2 separate regions of the Homo sapiens genome follow, and region 1 is linked to region 2. The links are chromatin loops, found by intact Hi-C in ENCODE. Cell type or tissue: HepG2. All regions are shown on one strand. Links, peaks and the distances in the headings refer to the core of each region. The heading gives the core; the rest is flanking DNA.

The links. Peaks named below come from ENCODE experiments on the same cell type or tissue, not always from the same donor. Only the 100,000 strongest peaks of a DNase experiment are listed, where the experiment ranks them.
Region 1: a loop joins it to region 2, with 7 times the contacts of the local background. A loop is called at or near these places in 5 of 110 quality-filtered maps.

What each region holds. Positions count from the first base shown.
Region 1 is chr6:26,559,156-26,571,898 of GRCh38, forward strand. It overlaps TRY-GTA1-1 (tRNA-Tyr (anticodon GTA) 1-1), which reads left to right and starts at 9,703; the gene lies at 9,703-9,793. It overlaps LOC105374988 (a long non-coding RNA gene), which reads left to right and starts at 10,169. Exons shown (of 2, transcript NR_134611.1): 1 at 10,169-10,381. TRA-AGC11-1 (tRNA-Ala (anticodon AGC) 11-1) reads right to left here; the gene lies at 12,709-12,743. RefSeq lists an enhancer at 10,245-10,374. In HepG2, for the core only: no CTCF peak of the experiment used is centred there; DNase peaks (open chromatin) are centred at 9,046 and 9,666; H3K4me3 peaks cover 896 bases.
Region 2 is chr6:27,663,003-27,680,155 of GRCh38, forward strand. TRS-CGA3-1 (tRNA-Ser (anticodon CGA) 3-1) reads right to left here and starts at 9,529; the gene lies at 9,448-9,529. TRI-AAT8-1 (tRNA-Ile (anticodon AAT) 8-1) reads left to right here and starts at 5,581; the gene lies at 5,581-5,654. It overlaps TRR-ACG2-4 (tRNA-Arg (anticodon ACG) 2-4), which reads right to left and starts at 7,635; the gene lies at 7,563-7,635. LOC124901292 (a long non-coding RNA gene) reads right to left here and starts at 5,571. Exons shown (of 2, transcript XR_007059535.1): 1 at 5,346-5,571; 2 at 3,970-5,126. RefSeq lists a cis regulatory region at 5,439-5,957, silencers at 5,517-5,799, 5,546-5,735, 6,768-7,062, 6,896-6,945 and an enhancer at 15,584-16,085. In HepG2, for the core only: no CTCF peak of the experiment used is centred there; DNase peaks (open chromatin) are centred at 9,409 and 9,949; H3K4me3 peaks cover 2,075 bases.

The DNA.
Region 1 (12,743 bases), core at 8,504-11,003, 1.1 Mb before region 2:
CTCATGCCTGTAATTCTAGCACTTTAGGAGGTCAAGGCAGGAGGACTGCTTGAGGCTGGGAGTTCAAGACCAGCCTGGGCAACATAACGAGACCCTGTCTCTGTATTTAAAAAAAAAAATTCTTTTTCAATAAATACAAAAATTAGCTGGGTGTGGTGGTGCACACCTGTAGTCCCAGCTACTTGGGAGGCTGAGGTGGGAGGATCGCTTGAGCTCAGGAGGTTGAGGCTGCAGTGAGCTGTGACGGAGCCACTACACTCCAGCCTGGGTGACAGAGCAAGACCCTGTCTCAAAAAAATTAAATAGGCCGGGCGCAGTGGCTCACGCTTGTAATCCCAGCACTTTGGGAGGCCTAGGCGTGCGGATCACGAGGTCAGGAGATCGAGACCATCTGGCTAACACGGTGAAACCCCGTCTCTACTAAAAATACAAAAAAATTAGCCAGGCGTGGTGGCGGGCGCCTGTAGTCCCAGCTACTCGGGGGCTGAGGCAGGAGAATGGCGTGAACCCGGGAGGCGGAGCTTGCAGTGAGCCGAGATCGCGCCACTGCAGTCCCGCCTGGGCGACAGAGCGAGACTCCGTCTCAAAAAAAAAAAAAAAAAAAAAAAATTAAATAAAAAAGGATAAAACATTGTGCATTGCTTTATGCTTCTGTAAATAATTCTAGGGTTTGAGTGCTAGAAATAGCATCAAAAAATGTTAGTGGGGCCAGGCGTGGTGGCTCATGCCTGTAATCCCAGCACTTTAGGAGGCCGAAGCGGGTGGATCACCTGAGGTCAGGAGTTCGAGACTAGCCTGGCCAACATAGTGAAACCCCATCTCTACTAAAAATACAAAAATTAGCAGGGTGAGGTGGTGGGTGCCTGTAGTCCCAGTTACTTGGGAAACTAAGGCAGGAGAATCATTTGAACCCAGGAGGCAGAAGTTGCAGTTAGCCGAGATCGTGCCACTGCACTTTAGCCTGAACAACAAGAGCGAAACTCTGTCAAAAAAAAAAAAAAAATTAGCCTGCCGGGCATGATGGCTCATGCCTGTAATCCCAGCACTTTGAGAGGCTAAGGCAGGTGTATCACCTGAGGTCAGGAGTTCAAGACCAACATAGCAAAACCTCATCTGTACCAAAAATACAAAAATTAACTGGGTTCGGTGGCTCGCACCTTTAATCCTAGCTACTTGGGAGGCTGAGGCACAAGAATCGCTTGAACCCAGGAGGCAGAGGTTGCAGGGAGCCGAAATCGCACCACTGCACTCCAGCCTGGGTGACAGAGTGAGACTCCGTCTCAAAAAAAAAAAAATTAGCCTTGTATGTATACATGATTTTAAATATCGACTTAAAAGCAATCTAAAATGAAAATTGAAAATATTTGGGCCGTCTAATGTATTACAATATGAAATGCCAGCAACATCTACGAAATCCTTTTGCCAAAAATATTTTAAGTTGAATTGAATCAAGTTTCTAGACATACCTTCTAATTTATAGAACATAGAGGATCAAATGCAACAAAACTATGAATCAAATGGTCTTTAAAAAGTCAATGTTATAAAAATATTAAGAGACTAAAGACATTACAGTCACATGTAATGAGTGACTCTATACTGAATTCTAGTTCAAAAAAATAAATACATAAATATATTCTTGGGATAACTAGAGAAATTGGGTCATAAGCCAGTTATTAGACACAATGAAATTACTGATACTTTTCCTAGGAGTAATAATAATTTTGTGATGTGTAGAATGCTCTTACATGTAGGAGTGCTTGCTGAAGTGTTTAAATGGTAAAGTCATCACATCTGTCACTTATTTTCAAACAGCTCAGCAAAAGAAATGTACATGCTGTGTGTGTCCATACACAAGAAAGAAAGATTGATTTAAAGCGAGTATGGCAAATACTAGCAATTGTTGATTGTGGAGTGTATATATTGTTCACTGCAATATTATTTCAACTCCTTTTTGTAAATTTAAAACTTTTCATGGTAAAAACCCTATAGGGCGAAAATAACCTCCTTCAAGAGCAACATAAAAAACATGACACAACTAAAAACTGTGATAATTGTGTCCCTTTTGTCATTTCTGAGAATCCCAAAACATTGTCTTGTATTCTTTTGTAAAGGAAGAAAGTTTAGTCAAGAGTTTATTTTAGGGACAAGCCTAAGAACATGTCCTCATTTATTATTTCTGTTTTAATCCAAAGAGCTTCTTCAGATGTCAAAAGTCATGTAAAATTTGTGTATGGATGAGATTATACAGCAAGGCAAGTTCCTAGCTAATGATTCACATTAAGGGGCTGAACATACTGGGTTTGAAAATGGCTCAGGCTGGGCGCTGTGGCTCATTCCTGTAATCATAGCACTTTGGGAAGCCAAGACCAGCCTGGCCAACATGTTGAAACCCAGTCTCTACAAAAAATACAGTAATTAGCCAGGCGTGGTGGCAGGTGCCTGTACTCCCAGCTACTCGGGAGGCTGAGTAGGAGGATGGTTTAAGCCCAAGGAGGCAGAGCTTGCAGTGAGCCATGTTCATGCCACAGCACTCCTGTAGCAGGAGGAGTCATGGACAAAATCCCTCAGACACTGGATTGGGGAAGGAAAGAGCTTTATTCAGCTGGGAGCATCGGCAGACTCGCGTCCTAGAAACCGAGCTCTCCGAATAAGTAATTCCTATCCTTTTTAAGGGCTCACAACTCTAAAGGGGCTGCATGAAGTGGGGGTTATGATCGATTGAGCAAGCGAGGGGTACACGACTGGGGGCTGCCTGCATCAGTAATCAGAACGAAACAGAACAGAACAGGGAGTTTCACAATGCTTCTTCATGCAATGTCTAGAATCTATAGATACCAAAAGTGGTGAGTTCAGGGGTTGAATTTTAACTACCAGGCCCGAGGCGCGGCGCCGGGCTGTCTGACTATGAATTTCACTTCTGCCTATTCTTTTAACTTCTACCTTTTCAGCAAACAAGAAATTAAATATAAGACAATATGAGGAGTGGTCTCCTCTTTCACTCCAATCTGGGAACAGAGCCAGACCATCTCAAGAAAAAAAAAGAAAAAGAAAAAACAAAGAAAGAAAAGAAAATGGCTCAGTAAATTGGATTGGGATTGTTGCGAAATTTGAGAAACTAGGTATTAAAGCATGTACAGTGGCAGCATCTTGTATGCACTATATGCTAATAAATAATTACTTAATATTGGTGAGGTTTGGCAGGGTAATGGAATATGTGTTAACTGAAAGAGGACAACAACATCTAAAAAAGGCAAAGTTCTTACCAGCTGAGAGCTGAAAACACAGCTAATATTTAATTATTCATAGAAGGAAAATAAAATGAAGAAAAATCTCGACTGATCTATCTTCTAATGTTCTGAAATTTACAGCTCATTGCTTAAAGTAGGCCTGGTAAAGAGAATGGAGTCAATGCTCTTTTTTTTTTTTAACCAAATAACATCTATTAACATCTCAAGGAACTATTGATACTCAAGGAACTAACATTTAGCAAAAATGTATTTAGAAAATATGGTTCTTTTCAAATGTAAATTATTAATTGTGACAGGCAAACAACCAGGAAATAACAGAAAAGACTGGAAGAACTGGTTAAAGACACATCTAATGCCATAAAAGTTCACAAGACTACTTACAGATAAATAATAGTTTATTAACAATCTTGTACTTTTAAAATTCACACTGGTAATTCTAAAATGCTTCAAGTGACATCAGAATCACCTAAGATGTGGGCATGACAATCAATTAATTAATTTATAATTAATCTAAGAAAAGCGATATACATTTTAGAGACCAGGAAGACTAAAGTGGCTTCTGAATTACTGTGTTTATGAACCAAGAACTGGATTATGAAGACTTTTATAAAATCATCTTGAGGTAGGGAAAAAACCAACATTCTGGGAGTACGATGCCCATTTTTGTGTGTGTTTACAATATTGTGATTGCTGTAATAATCAGGCAGTGAGAATACTAGCCCTTCATCTGATAAGCCTTACCCTCAGGTCCCTCTTAACCGTTTATAAAGCTGGTGATATGGTGTGATATGGTGTGGCTGTTTCCCCACCTAAATCTCATTTTGAATTGTAGTTCCCAAAATCTCCGTGTGTCATGGGAGGGACCCAGTAGGAGGTAATGAAATCATGGGGGCGGTTGCCCCCACGCTATTCTCTTCATGGTAAGTTCTCACCAGATCTAACGGTTTTTATAAGGGGCTTCTTCCTTCACTTGGTTCTCAGTCTCTCTCCTGCTGCCCTGTGAAAAGTAGGCACCCTTCTAGGGGCATGCATTATCACGTGAAAGTATACCAATGTTAAATGCAGAAACAATAGACTCTAAGGAGACTTCAGAAAGGAAAAACAGTAATATAAAAGAGGTCAGAAAACGGATACCTCTCACTGACACCTATTAGACAAGTACAGGACGAGATCTTGACAGGGAGTGGAAGGATATCCTGCCCTATCTCATTAGGGTTACTCTGTGAGGCAAGACCAGGAGTGGGGATAGGTCTGGAACAGCCATGTTGTAATAAGCTTTCCAAGAAAACGTCACTACATTATTTTGGAGGACAGTATGAAAGGTAATGTAGCTGGGAGAATTGGGGATAATCAAAAAACAGGCTATCTCACTCAGCTTTCTTCCTATTTATTTATTTATGACACAGGGTCTCCCTCTGTTGCCCAGGCTGGAGTACAGTGGCGCGATCTCAGCTCACTGCAGCCTCGACTTCCCAGTGAGGCAGAAAAATAGGGCCTGGAGTCAAGGAACATAAGGCCAACTCACACTTCAGCTATAACAGGAAATATCCTCTCCATAGGGCATACACGGAGTAAATTACTTTGTAACTTTAATTCATCCTCTTCATTTACATAGGGCGTACCCCAAGTAGATGATATTTAAACTCACAAAAACTCTGTAACGGGGCCTTTGAGCTCCTGTGCTCAGCCCCACTCCCACACTGTGGAGTATACTTTCGTTTTCAATAAAACCCTTCATTCTTTCCTTGCTCTGTTTGTGCGTTTTGTCCAGTTCTTTGTTCAAGACGCCAAGAACCTGGACACCCTCCACCATTACCACCATTAACACCAGGCTCTAGTGATCCTCCCATCTCAGCCTCCTGAGTAGCTGGAGCTGTAGGCACGTGCCACCACGCCCAGCTAACTTTTGTATTTTTTGTAGAGACGGGGTTTTGCCATATTCCCCAGTGGTGGCTCACGCCTGTAATCCCAGCACTTTGGGAGGCTGAGGCGGGTTGATCACGAGGTCAGGAGTTTGAGACCAGCCTGGCCAACATGGTGAAACCCTGTCTCTACTAAAAATACAAAAATTAGCTGGGCGCGGTGGCGGGCGCTTGTAATCCCAGCTACTAGGGAGGCTGAGGCAGAAGAATTGCTTGAACCTGGGAGGCGGAGGTTGCAGTGAGCCAAGATCGGGCCACTGCACCACTCCAGTCTGGGTGACTGAGCAAGACTCCGTCTCAGGGGAAAAAAAAAAGTGATTCTGATCAATCGCTTCTTCAAAATTCCTAACTAAGCATGGGCAACATAGTGAGACCTATGACTCAACATACTGAGTCTCTACAAAAATACAAAAACAAAATAAACCAGCCCATTAGCTGGGCATGATGATATGTGCCTTAATCCCAGCTGCTCAGGTGGCTGAGGGGAGATGATCCCTTGAGCCTAGGAGTTCAAGACTTTAGTGAGCTTTGATCCCACCGCTGCACCCCAGCCTGGACCACTGCACCCCAGCATCAACAACAGAGTGTGACCCTGTCTCGAAAAAAAAAATCCTCTGTAAGGACTATAACTCCATCTAGGAGGCTTTCCTTAATTAATCTCAACCAAATCTGATCTCTTACATAGTCTAAATTCTTGTGTACTTAGCTTTTTTTGTGGTACTGTTTGGGACTTGTTTTAATGATTACATTATTACTCGTATGCTTCCTATGGTGTTATTCTTGAATTTTTTATACTCTAATTTCACTAAAGATAAGGCCCAGCGAAAAGGCTTTCAAAGTACTCTCTGTGGGTTCCCCTGTTTGAGCCTGTGGGAGTAAGGCAGTGGACAGCACACTCTGAGAACTGTGCGTTACAAATTCTATTTAATTTGATATTCACAACTATCCCCTTAGGATCTGTATTACCTTCATTATCATCATCTCCATTTTGTATAAGGCATGAGGAAGTTAGGGAAGTCATACTACTAGTGAGACATAGATTCAAAGGTGGACTAAGTGGCTCCAATACCTCTCTGTGTTCTTTCCATTACATCATACATACGAGTAAATAGCCTGTCCATGTTGCTGTAACTTCTACTACCAAAATTCATTATTTACTTTTAAATTGTGTTCAAAAGGGTCTATGTATACAATTAGTTCAATACATATTTACTTTTTAGGAAGCATTACAGTACAGTTACTGTTGAAACACATGCCACAGAAATTGGTTCTTCACTCACTCCCGAGGGACCCAAGCAGCCTCCACTTGGGGTTCTTCCGGCGTTATCTGGCGCTGCTGCACCACGTCCTCCCCTACACGTGGAGGTCGGTGGTGCGATTTCCTCACCCTCAAGGGACTCAAGGGACCACGCGCTCGCAAAGAACCCAGGGCCTCTTCCATCAGCTCGCAGCAGGTACGCAGTAAACCTTTACCGAATGAATGAATGGAAATCAAATCTGCGAATTAACTGCATGTTAGTTTGCCACATGGGCTGCATTTTAAAATTTTATTTATTTATTTACTTATTTTTATTTATTTTTTTTGAGACGGAGTCTCGCTCCGTCGCCCAGGCTGGAGTGCAGCGGCGCGATCTCGGCTCACTGCAAGCCCCGCCTCCCAGGTTCGCGCCATTTTCCTGTCTCAGCCTCCCGAGTAGCTAGGACTACAGGCGCCCGCCACCATGCCCGGCTGTATTTTTAGTAGAGACGGGGTTTCACCATGTTAGCCGGGATGGTCTCGATCTCCTGACCTCGTGATCCGCCCGCCTCGGCCTCCCAAAGTGCTGGGATTACAGGCGTGAGCCACCGCGCCCGGGGGGAACTTCTTTTAATGGTGCCAATCTTATGGACCTCAGACACCTCTCAGTGAGAACTTGCTGGCATTTTGTGTGGAGAACAGAACCGAGGGGACCAATCTGGACAAGGGGAGCCAATTAGAAAACTGCAGGCCCAGGATTATCTTATTTTCATTCTCTAGAGCAGAGTTTCAATAGAGCGCTATTGACATTTTGGACTAGATATTATAATTCTTTGTTGTGGGGGCTGTTCTATGCATTACAGGATGTTTACTAGCATTCCTGTTCTTTACCTACTACATTCCTCAGTCACAACAATTTACCTACTATATTCCTCAGTCACAACAATTAAAAATGTCTTCTTACATTGTCAGATGACCGTTGTGAAGGCAAAATTGCTCCATTAGAGAAATTACTGCTCCACGAGTATGTACCATTGTTTTGGCTTACTATTTATTTTTGAGACAGGGTCTGGCTCTGTCGCTCAGGCTGCAGTGCAGTGACGTGACACAATCATAGCTCACTGTGGCCTCACACTCTTTGGCTCATGGGATCCTCCCTCCTCAGCCAGTCCCAGTAGCTGGGACTACAGGCCCCCGACCACTACGACCCGCTAATTTTTGTATTTTTTGTAGAAACAGGGTTTCACCATGTTGGCCATGGCTGATCTCGAACTCCTGGTCTCAAGAGACTTAGCTGCCTCAGGCTCCCAAACTGCTGAGATTACAGGCCTGAGCCACCAAGCCCGGCCTAGTTTACTATTTATTGATTAGGGTAGTTTTTCAGCTTTGTAAGGGAACGTCGTGATGTGGTGATGCAAATGAACTTCGTCTGATATTTAGTTATTTTCCGTCCTGTAGAAACAGTACAGTTTTATTGTCCTGTAAGGCAGTTTCCAGTTCTCTACCTCACTTAGCAATGTTAATTTACAGCATTGCTTCTTTCAGTGACTATCAATAAATTCTTCGATCCAGTTTTACCAGTTTTACCATCTTGATGATTCCCTCATTAGTGAATTAAACCTTTGACAAGTGTTTATTTCATATTCGTATATGAATCATGCATTTAACCGTTTGAAAAGTGTATTTTGACCAAATGTATAAAAGTAAATACATCTGTGAAATAGGATAACTTATTCAGGCAATTGAGGTTGGAGAGGAGATAAAACATTACATTTAATTCATCGAGACTCGCCCCACTCAAATAAATGTTTCATGGACTTGAGGAGATTAATGGCCAAGTTAAATGTACTTTCAATTTTTGTTCAGAAAAGAAAAAAAAAATCTGTGTGCCATAAAGGAGTGAACATTGGGCTCAATGGCCTACTTGCACAAGAAGGATCATTTGCCCTGTGCATGTTTCATTATATGACAAGGTAATTATCTTTAATGGAACATGAAAAAGAATGAAACAGATTTTTTTTTCTCTTTTCTTTTTTTTTTTTTTTTTTTTTTTTTTGAGACGGAGTCTTGCTCTGTGGAGTGGCTGGAGTGCGGTGGCAACATATCTGCTCACTGCAACCTCTGCCTCCTAGGTTGCAGTGATTCTCCTGCCTCGGCCTCCCGAGTAGCTGGGATTACAGGCGCCCACCACCACCACGCCCGGCTGATTCTTGTAGTTTTAACAGAGACAGGGGTGTCACCATTTTGGCCAGGTTGGTCTCGAACTCCTGACCTCAGGTGATCTCCCCGTCTCGGCCTGCTGAAGTCCTGGGATTACAGAGGTAAGTCACCGCGCCGGGCCATAATGAAACAGATTTCGGATGCCAGATTCCACCACAAGTGGATTTTTTCATTAACAAGGGAGGATAATAGCTATTCTGAGCTTCAGAGTCATAGAAAGCTAGACAAGAATCTTACACTTTGCAAAACTAATATTTGAAATGATATTACCTTGTGTTAATCATTTAAAAATGTATCATTTTAGCACACCCATGGATAGGTTTTTGCTGAGTTAAGAATTAATGTGATGGCCAGCTGCTGTGGGCTCACGCCTATGATCCTAGGGCTTTAGAAGGCCAAAACGGGCGGATCACTTGAGGCCAAGAGTTCGAGACCAGCCTGGCCAACATGGCAAAAATCACAACTCTACTAAAAATATAAAAATTAGGCGGGCGTGGTGGCTTGCGTTTGTAATCCCAGCTGCTCGAAGGCTGAGGCGGGAGAACGGGAGAATCGCTCGAACCTGGGAAGCGGAGGTTGCAGTGAGCCGATATCGCGCCACTGCACTCCAGCCCAGGCGACAGAGCGAGACTCTGTCTCAAAAAAAAAAAAAAAATTATTATGCTTTCGAAGTTGCATTATTTAGCCTGCTCTTCCTTCTCTTCCTCCTGTCAGTTATCTCAATAAAATCCCATTAAAATTGCATTGTTAAAGTGTTTCAAATTCTATTTTTAGGTAGAGGTTAAAATTGGTTATATAATGCATTCATCACAACAAAAGATGGTCATTGCTAAATTCTTATCAGTTCCTTGTGCCTCCTTAACATTTTATGTTTCTTTTTGTAAACTAGTGAGGGTGGTGCTCCCGTTTTCTCCCTGTTTCAGAGAAAAGGGCCTCTGAATATCAGTCAGTTCCGAAGGGGTAGTGGATGTCAAAAGAACATCAACGACGCAGGTAAACAGGACGACAAGCATCCACGATTGCCCAACCTTCCGCAGAGATGGCATCCCCAGCGGGAAGTGAAAGTCGTGTGAATCCTTCGATAGCTCAGTTGGTAGAGCGGAGGACTGTAGTTGGCTGTGTCCTTAGACATCCTTAGGTCGCTGGTTCGAATCCGGCTCGAAGGAGTTCACAATTTTTTTTTTTTGCGTAAGTTTTAAAATTCATTCTCAGAAATGCGTATTTCACTTATACATATCCTCGATAAGAATCTATTTAAAACTATTCTGGATGTGCAGTGAATCTCTTTAATTTTTTATTATTCTCCGTAACAATTTTTAACACGCGCCATCAAGACTTCATCCCTATAATTCGTATAATCCAACCCTCTTAGAAGCCCTGGGCACTGAGGAAGTGAATCAGACACTGGTCCACTGGGCTAGAGATCCACAGAGGCGTCTCCACCCCTCAACCCCGGATCCACAGCCGGGGGAAAGGGGCGGCTGGTGGGAATTACTCGGAGCAACTGGTAATTGGTGGGGCACGCGCGTGCCCTGGTGTTCAGAGTTCTGAATCGTTGCGAGTCAGTTACAAGCTGAACCACTAGCGTCTGAACCCTATACATCTGAAGCCGGGATGAAATTCAGGAGTTCTATTCCCCCTTCTCCTTTTAATTGTCATGGTGGTGTCTTTCGACCCTAGCAGAGAATATGTGGTCGATATTAGAATCACCTGGGGAGATTTTACAAAGCATCTATGCTTGGGTTTCTTTGGAGGTAAGATTCAGGTATTGTAGTTTCAAAAGCTCACCAGCTGACTTTCCTGTACTGCAAGTTTTGAAAAACACTGGTAGAAGAGAATCATTTTAGGAGAAAATAGTACATAAGGGAAAAAATGGACAGGATTTCCTACCCACATAGGGAATTAGCTCACAAAGTAGAGATCTGGCATAACAGTGGTACATATTTGCTAATTTTGTGCCAATCTAATTACAATATATTAATCCCATTGTACCCTTTTGTGTCTCAAAAATGTGATCCCAGATACCTATGGAAGAGTTCTTAATGACAAATATCTTTGTCTAGATCAAAGTAAGGAAGCGTTTTCTGAGGATTTTGTGCCTGGTAATTTCTTGTATGTTCCTTCCCATGTTTCCAAACTTTTATTCTTTATGAAAATAATTCTCAAACTTGGATATCAGAACCACCTGGAAAACTAACAAAAAACACAGAAGCCCAGGCTTATTGAATTAGGGTGGTGGTTGGAGAGCCCTGCCCAAAACGCATTGGAAGCCACTCCTATTAAGGGCTGGAGATGGATCTAAACTGATAGCTCCCCCATGAACTTGCTTTTTGAAAGCTGGTTGGGGGCAAAAGAAAAATGGCCTTTTGTTTGTGGTTTTTTGAGACGGAGTCTCGCTCTGTCGCCCAGCCTGGAGTGCAGTGGCTCCATCTCAGCTCACTGCAACCTCCACCTTCCGGATTCGAGAGATTCTCCCGCCTCAGTCTCCCGAGTAGCTAGGATTACAGGCGTCCGCCACCACGCCGGGCTAATTTTTGTGTTTGTGGTAGAAACGGGGTTTCACCATGTTGGCCAGGCTGGTCTGGAACTCCTGACTTCAGTTGATCCACCAACCTCGGCCTCCCAAAGTGCTGGAATTTCAGGCGCAAGCCACCGCACCCAGCCAGAAAACAAAACAAAACAAAACAAAACAAATAGGTATTTTCAAAGGTAATGTTTGGGGCTTGAATGCAACATTTGTTAAATAGTCCTGGACTAAGCTTCTTGCCAAGGCACAATAGATTTCAGTCCAGATAGATTCTCTGTCACAATTCTCCTCCTATGTGCCAGCACCAGTAACAGCAGCAGACCCCCCCACCCCACCCTCCGGCAAGATATAGCAAGATGACTTCAGAAGAGGAAGAGTGAACGTCAAAACAAAACAAAACAAAAACCCTCAAACATACCTACATACCCTTTGGCTCTCCATCATTTTATTTTTATATATTTTATTTATTTTTTTCGAGACGGAGTTTCGCTCTTGTTGCCCAGGCTGGAGTGCAGTGGCCCGATCTCGGCTCACTGCAACCTCCGCCTTCCGGTTTCAAGCCATTCTCCTGCCTCAGCCTCCGGAGTAGCTGGGATTACAGGCATGCGCAACCACGTCGGGCCAATTTTTGTGTTTTTAGTAAAGACGAGGTTTCACCATGTTGGCCAGGCTGGTCTCGAACTCCTGACCTCGTGATCAGCCTGCCTCGGCCTCCCAAAGTGCTCGGATTACAGACGGGAACCACCACGCCTGGCCCATCCACCATATTATTGAGATAATGGGAGTGCCTTTGTTACAATTGTAACAACTTAAGGTGGTCCTCAATAGGTCGGACATGTAGGAAATAGATTCCAAGAATAAAAATGTAATTTTAAAAATCTTTTAAAATTTGTGATACAGGGCCAGGCGCGGTGGCCCACGCCTGTAATCCCAGCACTTTGGGAGGCCGAGTCGGGTGGATCACTAGATGTTAGGAGTTCGAGACCAGCCTGGCCAACAAGGTGAAAGCCCGTCTCTACTAAAAATGTGCCGGTGTGGTGGCGCACAGCTGTAATCCCGGCTACTCCAGAGGCTGAGGCACAAGAATCGCTTGAACCCGGGAGCCGGAGGTTGCAGTGAGCCGAGATCGTGCCACTGCACTCCAGACTGGGCGACGGAGTAAGTCTGTCTCAAAAAAAAAAAAAAAAAAAAAAAAGGAAAAGAAAAAAATTTGTAATACGTCCTCAGTCTGCTGTGATAAAAATGTAATACATAAATGATCGAAGTGTATAATAGATTTGCCAATGCACCTGGCAGAGGCCAACACTCAGAACTGAAAATAGTGAGAGAAATTCGAAGTACCCAGCTCTGTCTACGATAGAACAATCTGAGGACTAGGGAACCACCGAGTAGATGGGTTTTCATGGGTGGTGAGAGAATCTTGAGCTTGAAGGAAAGACCACCCCCATTATGATACGGGAGTGTGTTGTTAGCTGCTTATGTGTCAGCAAGATATTCATGGAAAGATAGGAGTAAAGGCCAAAGGGTAAGGTGGGAGAGGAAACCACATAAAACTGGAGAATGCGGGCATCGATCCCGCTACCTCTCGC
Region 2 (17,153 bases), core at 8,084-10,583:
TCCTTTGTGACTCACAGCACTAACACAAAGACCAAACTCGGTAAGTGAGGAGGTTGATTTCTGTCTTTGGTTATTACAACTGGGAGAGCACTCTGGATCTGAAGATCAGAGTGTACTCTGCAGGATGGTTTTGCTTAGACTTTTATAAAGAGAGGTAGATAGTAAAAAAGATCAGTGGTTGCCAGGGAGTTGGGGAAGGTGTGGTACAAATAGGTGGAGGAAGGTGAGGTAAAAATATAACTTCAAAAGTTATAGGTGACGTTATTTACATTTGGAATTACTTGTGAGGATGATTATATGCTGAGTCCTGTGAGCCCTTCTAGCCAATCATTGAACCTAGGAGTGAGTCTTGGAGACCTGCAACACAGAGACAAACAGTTCTAATTTTAGCTAATCACTCATGAAACAGAGAACTGGATTGGCTAGGAAATAAAAGGGAACGGTCTGCCTATCAGCAGGTTCAGGCAAAAGGGGAAGGTTTGTGTCCGGGCGTGGTGGCTCACGCCTGTAATCCCAGCACTTTGGGAGGCCGACGCGGATGGATCATGAGGTCAGGAGATCGAGACCATCCTGGCTAACACGGTGAAACCCCCGTCTCTACTAAAAATACAAAAAGTTAGCCGGGCGTGGTGCGGGCGCCTATAGTCTCAGCTACTCGGGAGGCTGAGGCAGGAGAATGGCGTGAACCCTGGAGGCGGAGCTTGCAGTGAGCCGAGATCGCGCCACTGCACTGCAGGACTGGGAGAGTGGGAGAGAGAGCGAGACTCCGTCCCAAAAAAAAAAAAAAAAAAAAAAAGAGGAAGGTTGTGTTTGGCTTTGTCAATAACTAAATAGTATAAAGTTTTACATTACGTAGGAGGTAAGGTTTGTCGACTTCAACTATCTCATGTATTTTAATATAGTATATGCCAAATTATTATTCTTTTAATTATCCAAATAATGGCTATTTTCTGAATATAAATATTCTACACAATACAGGAAAAACAGCAAAAATATCTCCTCACCTGCAATGCCACTCCCTTTCTCAGAAATAATTACTATTCCTAGATTAGTGTGTTTAGCCTTATATTAGGTAGAATTTGCCAAAAAGAAATGTATATTCTCAAGTAAATATATGTGCATAATACTTCATTTTTCCTAAAACTCAATACTTCCGGCCAGGCGTGGTGGCTCACGCCTGTAATACCAGCACTTTGGGAGACGAGGCGGGCGGATCACCTGAGGTCGGGAGTTCGAGACCAGCCTGACCAACATGGAGAAACCCCATCTGTACTAAAAATACAAAAAAAAAAAAAAAAAAAAAAAATCTTGGCGTGGTACCGCATGTCTGTAATCTCAGCTACTTGGGAGGCTGAGGCAGGAGAATCGCTTGAACCCGGGAGGGGGAGGTTGCGGTGAGCCAAGATCGCGCCATTGCACTCCAGCCTGGGCAACAAGAGCAAAACTGTCTCAGAAAAACAAAAAAAAAAAAAAAAAGAAAAAAAAAAGAAAAGAAATTATCCCAGATGGTGGTGTCTGGTGGTGTCTTCAATTCTAGGAAGCATCCCATTTCAGCAGGAAGTTTTGAATCACAAAATCCCTATGCCCATCCAATTAATTTCCTAAGGAACCACATATGTTTTACTTTCTCTGAAATATAGCACCCAGAAGGGAAACTAGGAGGGTGTTCATGAAGGGCGATTTGAAAGCAACTGACAAAAAAAAAAAAAAAAAAAAAAAAAAAAAAAGAATAAAAAAAAAAACCAACTCATTCCTTATAGATGGCCGAAATAGCTCAATTGGGAGAGTGTTAGACTGAAGATCTTCTGCAGGTCTCTGGTTCAATTCCGGGTTTCGACAGCTGTTTCCGGACTCTTTTGTACATGTCGACTCTGCTAAATTAATGTTTGGCCGCGTTAACTGTGTAATACTGGCCCTCCACCAAATGTCAGCCATCTACCAATATGTAAGTCCATATTGACATTTAATTTATATGGTAAGGGAATACATGCATTTGCCTTTATAATGAAAAGGGCTCTTGTAAGTCATTTCACAAAACGCAGTTCCACGCCCATAAACATGAGCTCCTCCACAGGTTTTAGTAATTCGTTGAGGGGAAGAAAGCAATCTTATTCAGTACCTCATTCAGTGTGCACTTACATGTTTTTTTGCTTGTTTGTTTTTCAGATGGAGTCTCGCTCTGTCGCCCAGGTTGGAGTGCAGTGGCGTGATCTCGGCTCACTGCAACCTCCGTCTGTTGGGTTCAAGCAATTTTTTTGTATTTTTAGTAGAGACGGGGTTTCACCATGTTGGCTAGGATGGTCTCGGTCACCTGACCTCGTGATCCCCTCACCTCGGCCTCCCAAAGCGTTGGGATTACAGGCGTGAGCCACCATGCCCGGCCACACTTACATGTCATGATGTTATGAAACACATAAGAATCAGGGCATAAGCACTTTTTTTTTTTTTAAGACGGAGTATCGCCCAGGCTGGAGTAGCCCAGGCTGGAGTGCGGTGGCTTGATCTCGGCTTACTGCAAACTCCGCCTCCCGGATTCAAGCGATTCTCCTGCCTCAGCCTCCCGAGTAACTGGGATTACAGGGGCCCTCCGCCACACCAGGCTAATTTTTGTATTTTTTTAGTAGAGACGGGGTTTCGCCTTGTTGGCCAGGCTGGTCTCAAACTCCTGACCTTAGGTGATCTGCCCGCCTCGGCCTCCCAAGGTGCTGGGATTACCGGAGTGAGTCACGGCGCCTGGCCAAGCACTTTCAGTTCTATGCTTAACTCCCTGTGTTTCTACTTTCACTCAGAATTTGGTCTGTTAAATCCTTAAATTATTATCAGCACTTTGAATTTTTTTAGAAGCTTTGCTTGTTTTGTACAGCATTTTAGTTGTTTTCAGTTGCAGGGACAGTCCCAGTGCATAGCTAGTCATTTTTACTGTGCAGAGACGCAAGAGAGGACATATTAAAAATAACCTGAATTTTAGTAATACTAAGGCTATATGTGATTACACACACACACACACACACACACACACATATATGCGCATATATATATTCACATTGTAAAATAAATGAGCTGGGCACAGTGGCAGGTGCGGGAGCACAGTGGCCCCAGATACTTGGGAGGCTCAGGCGAGAGGATCACTTGGTTCTATAAATCAAGGCCAGCCTGGACAACACGGTGAGGTCATCCACATTTCTTTAAAAAAAAATTGTTAGTATTGATTCAGTATTTTTCCTGAGGCAGTCTTAGAAAATTAAAATAACCTAATCTGGAATATAACATAAATATTTTGAAATTATCTTACATGGTCAAGATCGGTGGCTCATGCCGGTAATCCCAACACTTTGGAAGGCTGAGGCGGCCGGATCACCTGAGGTCAGGAGTTCGATAGCGGCCTGGACAACATGGTGAAACCCCGTCTCTACTAAAAATACAAAAAATAGACGGGTGTGGTGGCGGGCGCCTGTAATCCCCGCTACTTGGGGAGGGCTGAGGCAGGAGAATCGCTTGAGCCCAGGAGGCGGAGGCTGCAGTGAGCCGAGATCGCTCCACTGCACTCCAGCCTGGGCGACAGAGACTCCGTCTCAAAAAAAAAAAAAAAAAAAAAAAAGAAAGAAAAAGAAAACAATACATATATCTTACAAGACACTTGTGACAGATGTTCCGCTGTGTTGCCTATAATGCAGGTGAAGATAGTAATGATATGCTTGATTATGCATAGATTATTTTAGGGAAGATAAGAAAGTAAGAAATTCGATAGTCTCTGAGGAGGATATGGGGATAGTTAGGATCTAGGATTAACGGAGATTTGATCCTCATTTTATATCATGTTTACGGTTAAGGAAGGACAGAAAACCTTGTATTGAACTCCTCTTTTTGTCTGGAATTACTGCTGGTAACGTTAACACATAGTATTTCATTTGAAGCAAAGTAAAGAATAATACGGTTTTTGGATCCGGGAAACACAATTGAAGGTGGGGGTGGGGTAGAAGAACAGATTTTAATCTTAGGTGTTACTAGCAAAAAATGTGATTTCTCTAGTCCCAGGTGCAGATTTTCTTCAATAGTATTTGGTTTTCGTTACAAAAGAAAGAGCAAGTACCCAGGCTGGTGCTGTTAGAGTCAGGACAGCATGAAGAGCTCTGCCTACCAACAAGCCTCAGGACAGAGTACAGGAATGTTAGAAGATTAGCTCCCATTTATCTGAAGGAGAAAAAAGGGTAATCCTTCCGGTGTTGATGTCATATATGACAAGTTCATTCCCTTGGTATGGCTTTACATGTGAACTTCGGAGGTATATAAACACCAGTCAGAATGTGCAAGAGGGATCCTCAAAAGCCAGAATGTAATTCCTTGCGACCGGTGAAGAGGATGTGTTACTGCAGGAACTGTATCAGAGAGTTTACTTTCAGGTGATTTTTGAGCAAGTAGAAGCCTCAGTTCTTGACACCTAGGATAAAACCTCTTGAGGACTAGAAGAATGAAAAACATCGAAGCTCCTGGTGGTACTTCGGTCTTTAACCGTTGAATACATTAAGAGTAACACTGGAATTCCAACACTTCCTCGCGCCAGCGTCAGTTTTAGAATCAACAAAATCGTTACTTGCTGATTCATTTAACTGCTAATATATTCGTTAAAAGTTTATTAGGCGTCAGTGATCTTGAAAGTTCCAAAAACACGAAGGAAACCCCAGGCACATGTAGAGAGATAGTTCCTGACGCTGCAGGAGGTTTCTTTCAACTTGTCTCCAGGTGATGAAACCAGTAGCCTGACCAAGGATGAAAGAGCGTATCTCACTTATTCTGGCCTCTCCAACTCGGGCTGAAATCCTTCGGTTCCCAAGTTAGAATTTGAGTGACACACAGCAAGTGCTGTTAAATGAGACTTAATACCTAGCGGGGTGCCACCACAACCTTGCCCTTCTGCAAACCTCTGTAGCCCTTTTCTACCACCCTCAAAAAACATACCAGATTTACTATGTAATTCCGGTACTGCTGGGCTACCTCAGTTTCCACCCCTGAATATCTTCGCCGATTACATCAGTGCTTATGTTTGTGACTTCAGAGACACTGAGAAGGCGCGGCTCTTTCCCTCAACCCCATTCGCCTTCCTTTCGGCGGCGTTGTCTTGAACCAACCTGAAAATAATAAGTCCTTAAGTTACAAGTCACTAAAGGGAAGTTTGCAACTTGCGATCCAGTACACTGACATGACTCTAAAAAGAGAAGGCTGCCGACTCTGGGCGTACTGCCTTTGAATTAGCCATACTCCGCAAGGAGCAGTGCCGTTCAAAAAAAAAAATTTGTTGTCTAACAACAACAAAAATAAAATAAAAAGAGGAGGTTCCCTTCACTCACCATTGAAAATCCTATTACAGCGCTTTTTCCACATCCTCTGTCAAAAATTTCTCCGTGAATTTTCTAGTCTGGCTCAGAGTTAAAATAGTTTGGACTTCCTTGCTAAAGTCTGTAAATATAGTCTCAAAGGTCTCTTGAAAGGAGTAAGAAAGAAAAAAGTTCTGTTTTATTTAGAAAAACAAAAATATCAACGAATTTATATATGGTTTCCTTTAAAACAGCAGCGCATTCGTGTGGCCGGTTAGCTCAGTCGGCTAGAGCGTGGTGCTAATAACGCCAAGGTCGCGGGTTCGATCCCCGTACGGGCCACTGGATGCCATAGTGGGGCCCTTCACTTACCTGAAGGGAGGCCTTTTAATTTAAGCCTGTCGAATCACAGGTGCTCCGAATCGAATCCCAGGTGCTCTGAATCCGAAATTAAGACGCCCTCTTATTCGTCAAGCGAGAAGGCTATTTACGTTCGTTTCCCTTTATTGTGAAAAATGAAAAGAACAGGCCGGGCACGGTGGCTCGAATCTGTAATCCCAGCACTTTGGGGGGCCGAGGCGGGGTGATCATTTGAGGTCGGGAATTGGAGACCAGCCTGACCAATATGGTGAAACCCCGTCTCTATTAAAAATACAAAATAAGCTGGGCTCATGCCTGTAATCCCAGCTACTAGGGAGGCTGAGGCAGGAGAATCACTTGAGCCCGGGAGGCGGAGGTTGCGGTGAGCTGAGGCCGTGCCATAGTACCCCAGCCTGGGCCTGGGCAACAAGAGCGAAACTCCGTCTCAAAACAAACAAAGAACAACAAAAAAGATGCAAGCATTAGGAAGAATGTACTGAAGAAAATTGGGTTGGAGTAGTGCGGCAGCTAGGTGGGTGTGTTTTAGGGAATGGGGAATTAAGAAGAGATATGACATTTGCCTGTTTAGTTTTTAGTGAAACGTTAGGAAGCAATATATACTTTTTTCTATTTTTTTCATTCTCAATATTGAAAGGGAGACAATATTATTTTGACGCTTTAAACGAGTTTCGATAGGGAAAGGAAAGCAGGCTCAGCGTGGCCAGTGACTTGGTGAGAGTGTGATACTAATAGCAGCAAGATACGAGGTTTTGTTCCTCGCAATGGCTGTGCTTCATTCTTTTTTTCTGATCCCAGGCAGTTTCCAAGGCAAATAAATGCCCACACCACGTGAGGCTGCCACTGGCTTTCACGGAAAATTTCTCCCCTTTAGCTTAAAGAGTATATAAGTGAATGCGGTGTTTTAAGAATCGCCAGTTCTCCGTTCAACTTGGCCACAGCCCAACACATTTGGACTACCAGGTTTGTGGTTTCATTCGTTTACCCGCAGTGCCCCTGACAGCGCATACTGGTAAGTGACTAAAGTAAACTCACCTGAGATGCAGAGCGAAGATCCAAGCTACACGTTCGGAAACCGAGCCACATATTAAGATGCTCTTTTGGTTTAGTTTGAGGAATTTTCCCCCGCTTGACTGTGGTTGCCTCCCAGCCTCTCTCTCCTCCACCATCTTCCTGGTCGCTGAGAAAGGAGGTCCTTCTGTTCAGACACCGCCCCAAAGCTGCCACCTTCCACACTCATCTTCTTCTGGGATATCTGTCTATCTGTCTGTCTGTCTGTCTGTCTATCTCTGTCCCTGCCGATTCTCCTGTCTTCTATTTCTCTAGGATCTCAGGGCGGAGGAAAAGTGGTGGGAACCTGGGAGGCAGAGAAGAGGCCCGTGGCGGGAGTGGTGGATTGGGGCGATGTTGAGGCTGAGGTGGGTCCACCGACTTCAGGGTTGAGCTCTGTGTAGGGGGCCCAGCTGATGCAAGGAGCAGCTTGCATCCTGCATCCCCACAGCCCTGCCTTTATGATTCAACGTTTCTTCAGATGTCCCCTTTCTTTTTGACAACAGTCATGCCCAGGGAAAGAGCTGTGCCTCAGAGACGCCAGGAATGTGGACTTCTCCCAATGGAAAAAAATACCGATGAAGAAGATATACGTGAAAAAACATTTTTTTAAAGCTTCTTTGATTTTTAAGCTTTCTAATGGTCTTTTTCTCCTTTCTCCTTTCTCCAGTTGAGAATGAGATGAAAGGTAGAAACAAAATCCTGTAAGTTGGCTCTTTCGACGCTTGTCTCTTTCACGTTCAAGTAACAGCACCACTCTGGAAAAGGACATTCACAGGATTGTTAATACGGCTTTGAAGAAGGAAAAAGTGAGAGCACAAGCGAGCCAGCCAGGAGTCGAACCTAGAATCTTCTGATCCGTAGTCAGACGCGTTATCCATTGCGCCACTGGCCCCTGCCTGTAACGCTGTCTTAACTGTTACTCTTTTCATAATTATATTGTATTATACTATTGGGGCCAGAAAAAAAAAAGATTGTTTCTTTATTTAGGTAGGGATTAAAACCCCAAACCACACTGATTCAAGGAAAGCATGTTTTCTTTTGTGGTTTGTTGGCATAATAGACATTCACATAAAGTGTCTTTATTGAAAATAATGACCATTTTTCATCTTTGAAACATTATATATGAGCTAAGATGAATGTCTTTCCTTCAAAGCAATATTGGTGTTTCTATCTTCTCTTTCATGTGTGTGCCTACTTTTTAGCTTTTTGTTACTTATTTTTCAGGCCAATCAGCTGCTTTTACCTGAATTTGATTTTTTTTTTTTTTTTTTTTTTTTTTGAGTCGGAGTTTCGCTCTTGTTGCCCAGGCTGGAGTGCAGCGGCGCGATCTCGGCTCACTGCAACCACCGCCTCCTGGGTTCAAGTGATTCTCATGCCTCAGCCTCCCAAGTAGCTGGGATTACAGGCATGTGCCTCCATGCACGGCTAATTTTGTATTTTTAGTAAAGACGGGGTTTCTCCGTGTTGGTCAGGCTGATCTCGAACTTCCTACTTCAGGTGACTCGCCCGCCTCGGCCTCCCGAAGTGCTGGGATTACAGGCGTGAGCCACCGTGTCTGGCCTGAATTTCATTTTTAATATACTTACATTGGGCACTAATGATGTATGTGGATCAGTAATGAGCAATATGTATTATTTTAAATTTAGATATTGCCAAAAGTAAAGTGCTTTGTAATACATTTCTGGAAGTATTAATCATAGTTTTTCCCTCTTCTCGTCCAAAAGGAAAAAACAAGTACCCACTCACTAGGGAGAAGTTTATTGTAAAATGGTATTACAACTCAAAGTAGCAGATGAAGACACTCAAATTTAACGAGGAGTCAAGAATTCGGGAAAGTACACATTTTTCAGAATCACATTTGACATAGAAACTTAGAAAAAGGAACTTTACTTGCATAGCTGTTCAAAGTAAGCAAAATAGTGGAAAATGAAGAAGTGCTTATAAGGAGACGAAGTTTCGTATGGGTTTAAGAAGGTGGTCAGAAGCCAAAATATATCCTCTTTGTGCCTCTGTTTCCTCGTTTATACAAAACGCTTTGAAGAGCAACTAATGCATATGACGGATTGTTATCATCCTAATTTTTTTGGCTCCCACCAGCTGTGAGATCAGGACAAATACAAAGTAAAGATTGCTGCCTGAGAATGCTTTAAGAAAGCTGTCATACTAGTAATCTAAAAGGGAAATTGTATTCCTAATATTTTCAACGTTGCACCTGTCTTGTATTTGCCATTATGATTAGATGTAAGACAACTAGTATCTTCTTTTTCTTTGAGACAGTCTCACTCTGTCTCCCAGGCTGGAGTGCAGTGGCGCGATCTCGGCTCACTGCAACCTTCGCCTCCCAGGTTCAAGCGATTCTTCTGCCTCAGGCTCCCAAGTAGCTGGGACTACAGGCGTGCGCCAGTAAGCCCGGCTAATTTTTCTGCATTTTTAGTAGAGACGGGGTTTCACCGTGTTGGTCAGGCTGGTCTCCAACCCCTGACCTCAAATGATCCGCCCGTTTCGGCCTCCCCAAGTGCGGGGATTGCAGAAGTGAGCCACCGCGCCCGGCCTTCAAATGTACATATTTCTTGATGTACATTTCCACAAGTGTGCGCGCGCTGTAAAAGCCACAGCGATAGCACTCACAACTTTCTATCCTAGTGAACTAATGAAAGCTAACTGATGAAAGTAGCAAATTGGAAATCTAACCAGAAAATGGCGACGCTGTGAGCAGGATTTGAACCTGCGCGGGGAACCCCCATTGGATTTCGAGTCCAACACCTTAACCACTCGGCCATCACAGCTCCGAGGACACTTTTTGTTTCAGAGGAAGTCGTGTTAGGCTCTTTGACTCTCTCGCTTTTTAATGTTCCCACGGCAGGTTAATGCTTCCGTGTTTGTATTTGTCACTTTTTATATATTTGTCTCTCTCTTTCAATAAGAAGTTCCTGGGAAACATAATAGTGTCTTAATCTTTACTTGTTATCTGACTCTCTATGCATCAGAAACTTATTTGGTGCTTAGTGGCTGCTTTTGTTGCTGGAACAAATCCCCGGAGACTCAGTTGTCTGTTCCCTATTCCTCCCTCCAGTTCATGAATTTTCTTCTCTCTTTACCCAGCACATGTTAGAGTCACGTTCTTGCTGCACTCTCAATTTCCCTGCCTCTCTCACTTTGTACTCCTTTGGCAAAGCCACAACCAGGGCAGCTAAACATGGCGGAAGAAAAACAATCAGTTGACAGACCTCACTTTAAATTCATGACAATGAATGTCAAGTAGGTGCTCAAGGCTACCAGGCAAATTGTACCATACGCGATTAGATTAGTCCACTCCCAATCCTCTTGTTCTAAGTCACTGTTTCAGCCGGATGCAGTGGTCCAAGCCTGTAATCCTAGCACTTTGGAGGCCGAGGCGGGGGGGGAGATCACCTGAGGTTAGGAGTTCGAGACCAGCCTGGCCAACATGGCGAAACCCCATCTCTACTAAAAAAAAAAAAAAAAAAAAGCCAGATGTGATGGCTCGCGCCTGTAATCCCAGCTACTCGGGAGGCTGAGGCAGGAGAATAACTTGAACCTGGGAGGCGGAGTTGCAGTGAGCTGAGATGGCGCCACTGCCCTCCAGCCTGGGTGACAGACAGTGAGACTCCGTCTCAAAAAAAAAAAAAATAAGTCACTATTTCATATCTCTCATGCCAATGCTCCAACACCTCCTCTCCCATCCTTGTGTTCAATTGATGACTTTACTTCCTACTTCACAATCAGAAGAGACCTTCCACGCACATCTATCACCACATTAATCCACCTACCAGCCTCTGAAGGACTGTCAGTGATCCTATAATGCCTTGACAAGGTCGCCGATTATCTCCACATGGCTAAAATCATTTCCCAGTCCTCACCTTACTTGGGATAGCTGCAGCTATTAATACATTCTCCTTCTTACAACACTTTCTTCAATTGACTTTAGGGTAACAATTTTCCTGGTTGTCTTCCACTTAGTAATAAGCATTTAAGATTCCTCCGTGTCTTTTCATGCTTTAATAACTCATTTATTTTTAGGGCTGAATAATATTCCATTGTCTGAGGTACCGTAGTATATTTATTCATTTACCTACTGAAAGACATATTGGTTACTTCCAACTTTTGGCAATTATGAATAAAGCTTCTATAAACATTTATGTGCAGGTTTTGTGTAGACATGTTTTCAGCTCCTTTGCATAGTTGCCAAGGGGTGTGATTGCTGGATCATATAATAAAAGTATGTCTAGTGTTGTAAGAAACCACCAAACTGTCTTCCAAAGTAGCTGTACCATTTTTCATTCCCACCAACAATGAATGAGAGTTTCTGTTGCTCCATAACCTCACCAGTGTAGGTGTGGTCAGTGTTCCAGATTTTGGCCATTCTAATAGGTGGGTAGTGAGTGGTATAATACAATTAAAACAATAATACATCTGTCTGTTTACATATAATGTGGAGCATCTTTTCTTATGCTCATTGGCCATCTGTATATCTTCTTTAGCAATATCTGTTAGGGTCTTTAGCCTATTTTTTTATTGGGTTGTGTTCCTGCTGTTTAGTTTTAAGAGTCCTTTGCATATTTTGAATAAGTTGTTCATTACATAAGCTTTTTGCAAATATTTTCTTTAATCTGTGTCTTCTCACTCTTCTGATATTATCTCTAGCAGAGTAGAATTTTAAATTTTAATGACGTTTATTACTTCTTTCATGGGACATATCTTTGATGTTTTATCTAAAATGTGATTGCTTAGTCATGTGTGGTGGAACACGCCTGTAGCCCCAGCTACTTGGGAGGCTGATGTGGAAGGATTGCTTGAGCCTGGGAGTCAGAGGTTGCAATGAGCCATAATCACATCACTGCACTAGGATGACAGAGTGAAACCTTGTCTTTAAAGAAAACAAAAAACCAGAGGTGACAATGACACTCTTTGGAACATTGCATAACTTTTGTACATTCTGGAGCACATAGATTTCTCTCGAATTGTATGATACGCATTTGTAGAAAATTTCTATTGAGTTGGATGATAAGCATTTATAGTAAACTATGAACTATAACTGTCTTTTCCTCCAAAACTGTGTATATGTGCATGTTTGTATGCACACAAGAAAAAAGGTTAATAAAGTAAAAATATCAATTAGTTATTCTCTAGAATAGTATCACATCATAATTATTATAGTTCTTTTCTGAAAGATTGTATATAAAAATAAGAATTATTCGAGTCGCCCAACAGAACATCTGTTTATATTTTTCTGCCAACTGGGACCCAAGCTAGGCTCCCGTGGGAGTCCTCCTTTTGACCTGCCCCTAGCGAGAGGAAGTACTGCCCACTCTCTGAGTGGGAGTCTTAGCTTTGTTGCTTTCTTGCTTTCTTTATGAGCAACTGTCTTAGGTTTTTTTTTTTTTTTTTGAAACGGAGTCTCTCGCTCTGTTGCCCAGGCTGGAGTGCAGTGGCGAGATCTCAGCTCACTGCAACCTCCACCTCCTGGGTTCAAGCAATTCCCCTGCCTCAGCCTCCGGAGTAGCTGGGACTACAGGCGCGTGCCACCTCGCCCAGCAAATTTTTTGTATTTTTAGTAGAGACGGGGTTTCACCATGTTAGCCAGGTTGGTCTCGATCTCCTGAACTCGTGATCCGCCCGCCTTGGCCTCCCAAAGTGCTGAGATTGCAGGCGTGAGCCACTGTGCCTGGCCTTTTGTAGGTCTTTTATCTTATTTCTTCTTCCATATGTTACTTCTGACAATCCTAAGATTATTAGAATCATTAGAATCCTCTCATGGGTGCCCATGTAGTTAATAAAAAAAACAAAATAGGTATGTGTCACTTTAATTATTTCTGATTTTAAAAATATCTTTTATTGATACTGAGGTAGTTTATGCTAATATTGGGCCTGATCCTTCATTAACATTTTCTAATTGAGTAATAAAATAAAATAAAATGTCATTGCCATATCCATGGTCATCTAGGTTTTCTCCTGTTATATTTTAGCTTAACAGTTTTGCATTTTATATTTAGAGCTATGATCCATTTTGAGTTAATATTTGTGAAGGGTGTGTCTGTGTCTAGGTTCACTGTTTTGCATGTGGAAGTTCAGTTGTTCAATTGTTTCCATTTGTTGAAAAGACTATCTTTGCTCTATTGTGTTGCCTTTGCTTCTTTGTCAAAGATTGACTACTTGACTACCATGTTTGTACAGGTCTATTTCTGGTCTCTCTAGATCTATTTGTCATTATTGTTTGTCATTGATCTATTTGTCTATTTTTTCACCACTCATTGTCTTTCTCCTTCAATTTCTCTTTTGCTGGTTCCTCCTGCTCTCCTCCATCCTTGTACCAGGATATCTCAGGGCTCAGTTTTTTTTTTTTTTTTTTTTTGACAGAATCTCACTCTGTCTGCCAGGCTGGAATGCACTGGCATGATCTCGGCTCACTGCAACCTCCATCTCCTGGGCTCAAGCAAGTATCCTGCCTCAGTCTCCCGAGTAGCTGGGATTACAGGAGTGTGCCACCACGCCCTGCTACTTTTTGTATTTTTAATAGAGATGGGGTTTTGCCATGTTGGCCAGGCTTGTCTTGAACTGCTGATCTCAGGTGATCCACCTGCCTCGGCCTCCCAAAGTGCTGGGATTACAGACATGAGCCACGACGCCTGGCCCACTTACGATCATTTTAAAAACACACTATATAACTTATTTATTTTGTATATTCTCTGTCTTCCCTATGAGAATGCAAACTCCATGAGGGCAAGATATTTGTTTCCTGTCAGATTACTAATACCTAGAAGAGATATGGGTGACATTCAATAAATATTTGTTGAAAATACATTAGAATACAGGTTTCATTATCCCATTTCACAGATTAGAAAATAAAATTCAGAGAGGTCACTGAGTTTCCCAAGGACACAACATAATAAACACTAAGACTGAAGCTCAGATATTCAGATTTCCTGCCTAGAGATCTTTCTAGTCTTCCAGGGAGACTTAGAGGAAGACAGTGTATTTGAGGAGGGCAAGGAGGCAAATTCGTCTGAAGTGTGGAAAGAGAAAGGACTCTAAGGGAAGTGGGATGGTTCTTGCTACCAAAACAAACAGCTTTCACCAAAAGAACCATGTATCTGACTAGAATTTCTTTTCTTTTCTTTTTTTTTTTTTGAGGCAGAGTCTCACCCTGTTGCCCAGGCTGGAGTGCAGTGGTGTGATCTCCGTTCATTTCAACATCTGCCTCTCGGGTTCAAGCAATTCTCCTGCCTCAGCCTCCTGAGTAGCTGGAATTGGCGCCACCAAGCCTGGCTAATTTGTTTTTGTATTTTTAGTAGAGACCAGGTTTTGCCATGTTGGCCAGGCTGATCTTGAACTCCTGACCTCAGGTGATCTGCCCAACTCAGCCTCTCAAAGTGCTGGGATTACAGGCATGAGCCACCGCGCCCGGCAGACTAGTATTTCTCTAATGCCCGCATCCAAGGGTAGCAATACATTTAATTTGCATTAGGGAATATTTCCTGGGCCATTGTTCATACCCATTCTCTTAAATGAAAAATGTCCTCCTTTTACTTTGAAATATGCACTTCCCATTTTCTCCAGGAAGTAGTACCAATTACAAGCATAATATTTGTACGAGTTATCTCTGGCAACTCTCCATATACTCAGAGTGTCTCTATATTGAGCTTTTTCTGCCTCTCCCTATATTGTAAAAATCATTTTCATATTATATGCTCAGTTTCACCCTCTTAATACCAGTGTCTTTTCATAGAACCTTCCTTTTTCCTGAAAACTGCAATAGTGAGGAATACTTTTTTTTTTGAGACAGAGTCTCACTCTGTTGTCTGAGCTGGAGTGCAGTGGCACAATCTAGGCTCACTGCAACCTCCGCCTCCTGGGTTCAAGCAATTCTCCTGCCTCAGCCTCCCAAGTAGCTGGGATCACAGGTGCCTGCCACTACGCCCAGTTAATTTTTTGTATTTTTAGTAGAGATGGGGTTTCATCATGTTGGCCTGGCTGGTCTCAAACTCCTGACCTCGTGATTTGTCCGCCTCAGCCTCCCAAAGTGCTGGGATTACAGGTATGAGCCACCTTGCCCGGCTGTGAGGAATACTTTGACCTCAGACACACATGGATAGAAATATTGGTTCCAAGTTCTATAACTTGTGTGAGCTTGAGGAAGTTATTTACATTATTTAACGTCCCTGCTCCTCAACTTCTGCATCTATAAGACAGGGAAATGATTGTAAGCAACAATTGCACCTACACCTTAGGCTTGCTTTGTTCGTTTACATATGAAAAATCATTAAATACTTGATTTAATGGCTGGTAATAAATTGTAGCTATTACTATTGTTCTAGTGATTTCTTTTTCATTATTAGTTTATAGGGAATTACAAAGATCAGAACTTTGGAGATTTGTTAAAAATATACCCACATCCAATAGTATATTAAGGAATGAGCAAGACTGTAAAGCCAGGAATATCTGTGTGTGAGCCATAACTCACATACTAGCTCCACACTTAGGCAAGACAGATGATCGCTGCAAGCCTCGGTGCTTCAACTTAAAATTAGGAAAATAATAGTTTACTCAGAGAATCAGGGTAAGGGTTCAGTCTTATATTCAAAGGTATTCATTGAGCGCAAGGCAGTATGGATTCATTGATGAGCAAGAACAGACACTGTTCCTGTCCAAATGCAGCTTATATTCTAGGGAGACAGACATCAATCTAGTTATTATGCTCATAAATGTAAAGGTGGCAAGGGAACAAAGTTCATGGTATTACGAGGAATACAGGACTTTCACTGATGTAGTTTAAGGAAGTCTTTCCTAAAGAAAAAATAGTTTCCCTGAGATACAGTCACGAGGTAAAGATAACTAACTAGGCAAAGCCAAGCGCAAAGCTTTTCAGCTAGAGGGAACCTCAGGTGAAAAGTCCAGTCATGAAAAAGAGACTGATTGCGTGGAGTTCATGGAGTATGAGGCATAGACTGCAGGAGACATCAAACCATGACTTGCAGATGAAGAAGCATTTTAAAAGTTAGACACGCACAGCATTTCAGGAAGTTATATATAAGGAGTGTTATAGAAGATAACACCTCTAAAATGTGTAGTATATATATCAGGGGTTTTTTTTGAGACAGAGTTTTGCTCTTGTTGCCTAGGCTGGAGTGCAATGGCGTGATCTCGGCTCACTGCGAACTCCTCCTCCCGGGTTCAAGCGGTTCTCCTGCCTCAGCCTCCCAAGTAGCTGGGATTGCAGGCGTGTGCCACCACGCCGAGATATTGTTTGTATTTTTAGTAGAGATGGGGTTTTGCCCTGCAGGCCAGGCTGGTCTCAAACTTCTGACCTCAGGTGATCAGCCTGCCTCGGCCTCCCAAAGTGCTAAGACTACAGGCGTGAGCAACCGCGCCAGGCTAATTTTTGTATTTTTAGTAGAGACAGGGTTTCGCCATGTTCGAACTTCTGACAGGTGATCTGCCCACCTCGGTCTCCCAAAGTGCTGGGATTACAGGCTTAAGTCACCGCGCCCGGCCCAGATTCTTAAAATGTTAGTTTCTGCCTCCTCTTTCCTTTACCTTGTCAAATTAACCAGGGTCTGAGGGCTGGGCGCGGTAGCTCGCGCCTTTAATACCAGCACTTTCGGAGGCTGAGGCGGGTGGATCACCTGAGGTCAGGATTTCGAGACCACCCTAACACGGTGAAGCCCCGTCTCTACTAAAAATTAGTCGGGCGTGGTGGCACATTCCTGTAATCCCAGCTACTTGGGAGGCTAAGGCAGAGAGAATCGCTTGAAACCGAGAGGCGGACCGAGAGGCGGAGCTTGCAATAAGCCAAGAACGTGCCATTGCAGTCCAGCATGGGCAACAAGAGTGAAATTACGACTCAAAAAATAAAACAACCAGAATCTGAGATCTGGTGTGAGTTAACCTCTAAGGAAGTCATTTAAATTTCTTTCAATAAGTTTGAAAGAATTCATGTATCAGCATGATCGTGAGAGTTCTCTTAGTGCACTGGGGGTAGGGGTTGGCGATCGACCATCAGGAGAGCCCAGTCTTTGCCACTTGCGGGGAGTCACTTATTGCAGGCAGGGTGTTAACTGAGTTTAACACTAGGAGACAAAATGAGGAAATAATCTCTCAGAATGTAGGTTAGGAAAGTAGAAACGCCCTCCGAGTGTATGTCTATCCCAGAAGAAAACCTGTCTTAAAGTTCGCGATTTTTACCAAAATAGGCCACGAAACACACAAAGTCGCTAAACTTTTTAACCCTTTCCTCTTTTTCTTTCTTATTTCCGAGAAATCTCGCAAACGGCGTGAACACTACGCTGATTCCAGAAATGGTCGGGTTCCCTTCCTTCACTCAGGATGGTCGCCTGCTGGGAGCTCATTTCGAACCGAGCTGAACGCTCATTGCTGAGTCCTGGGAGAAGGTCG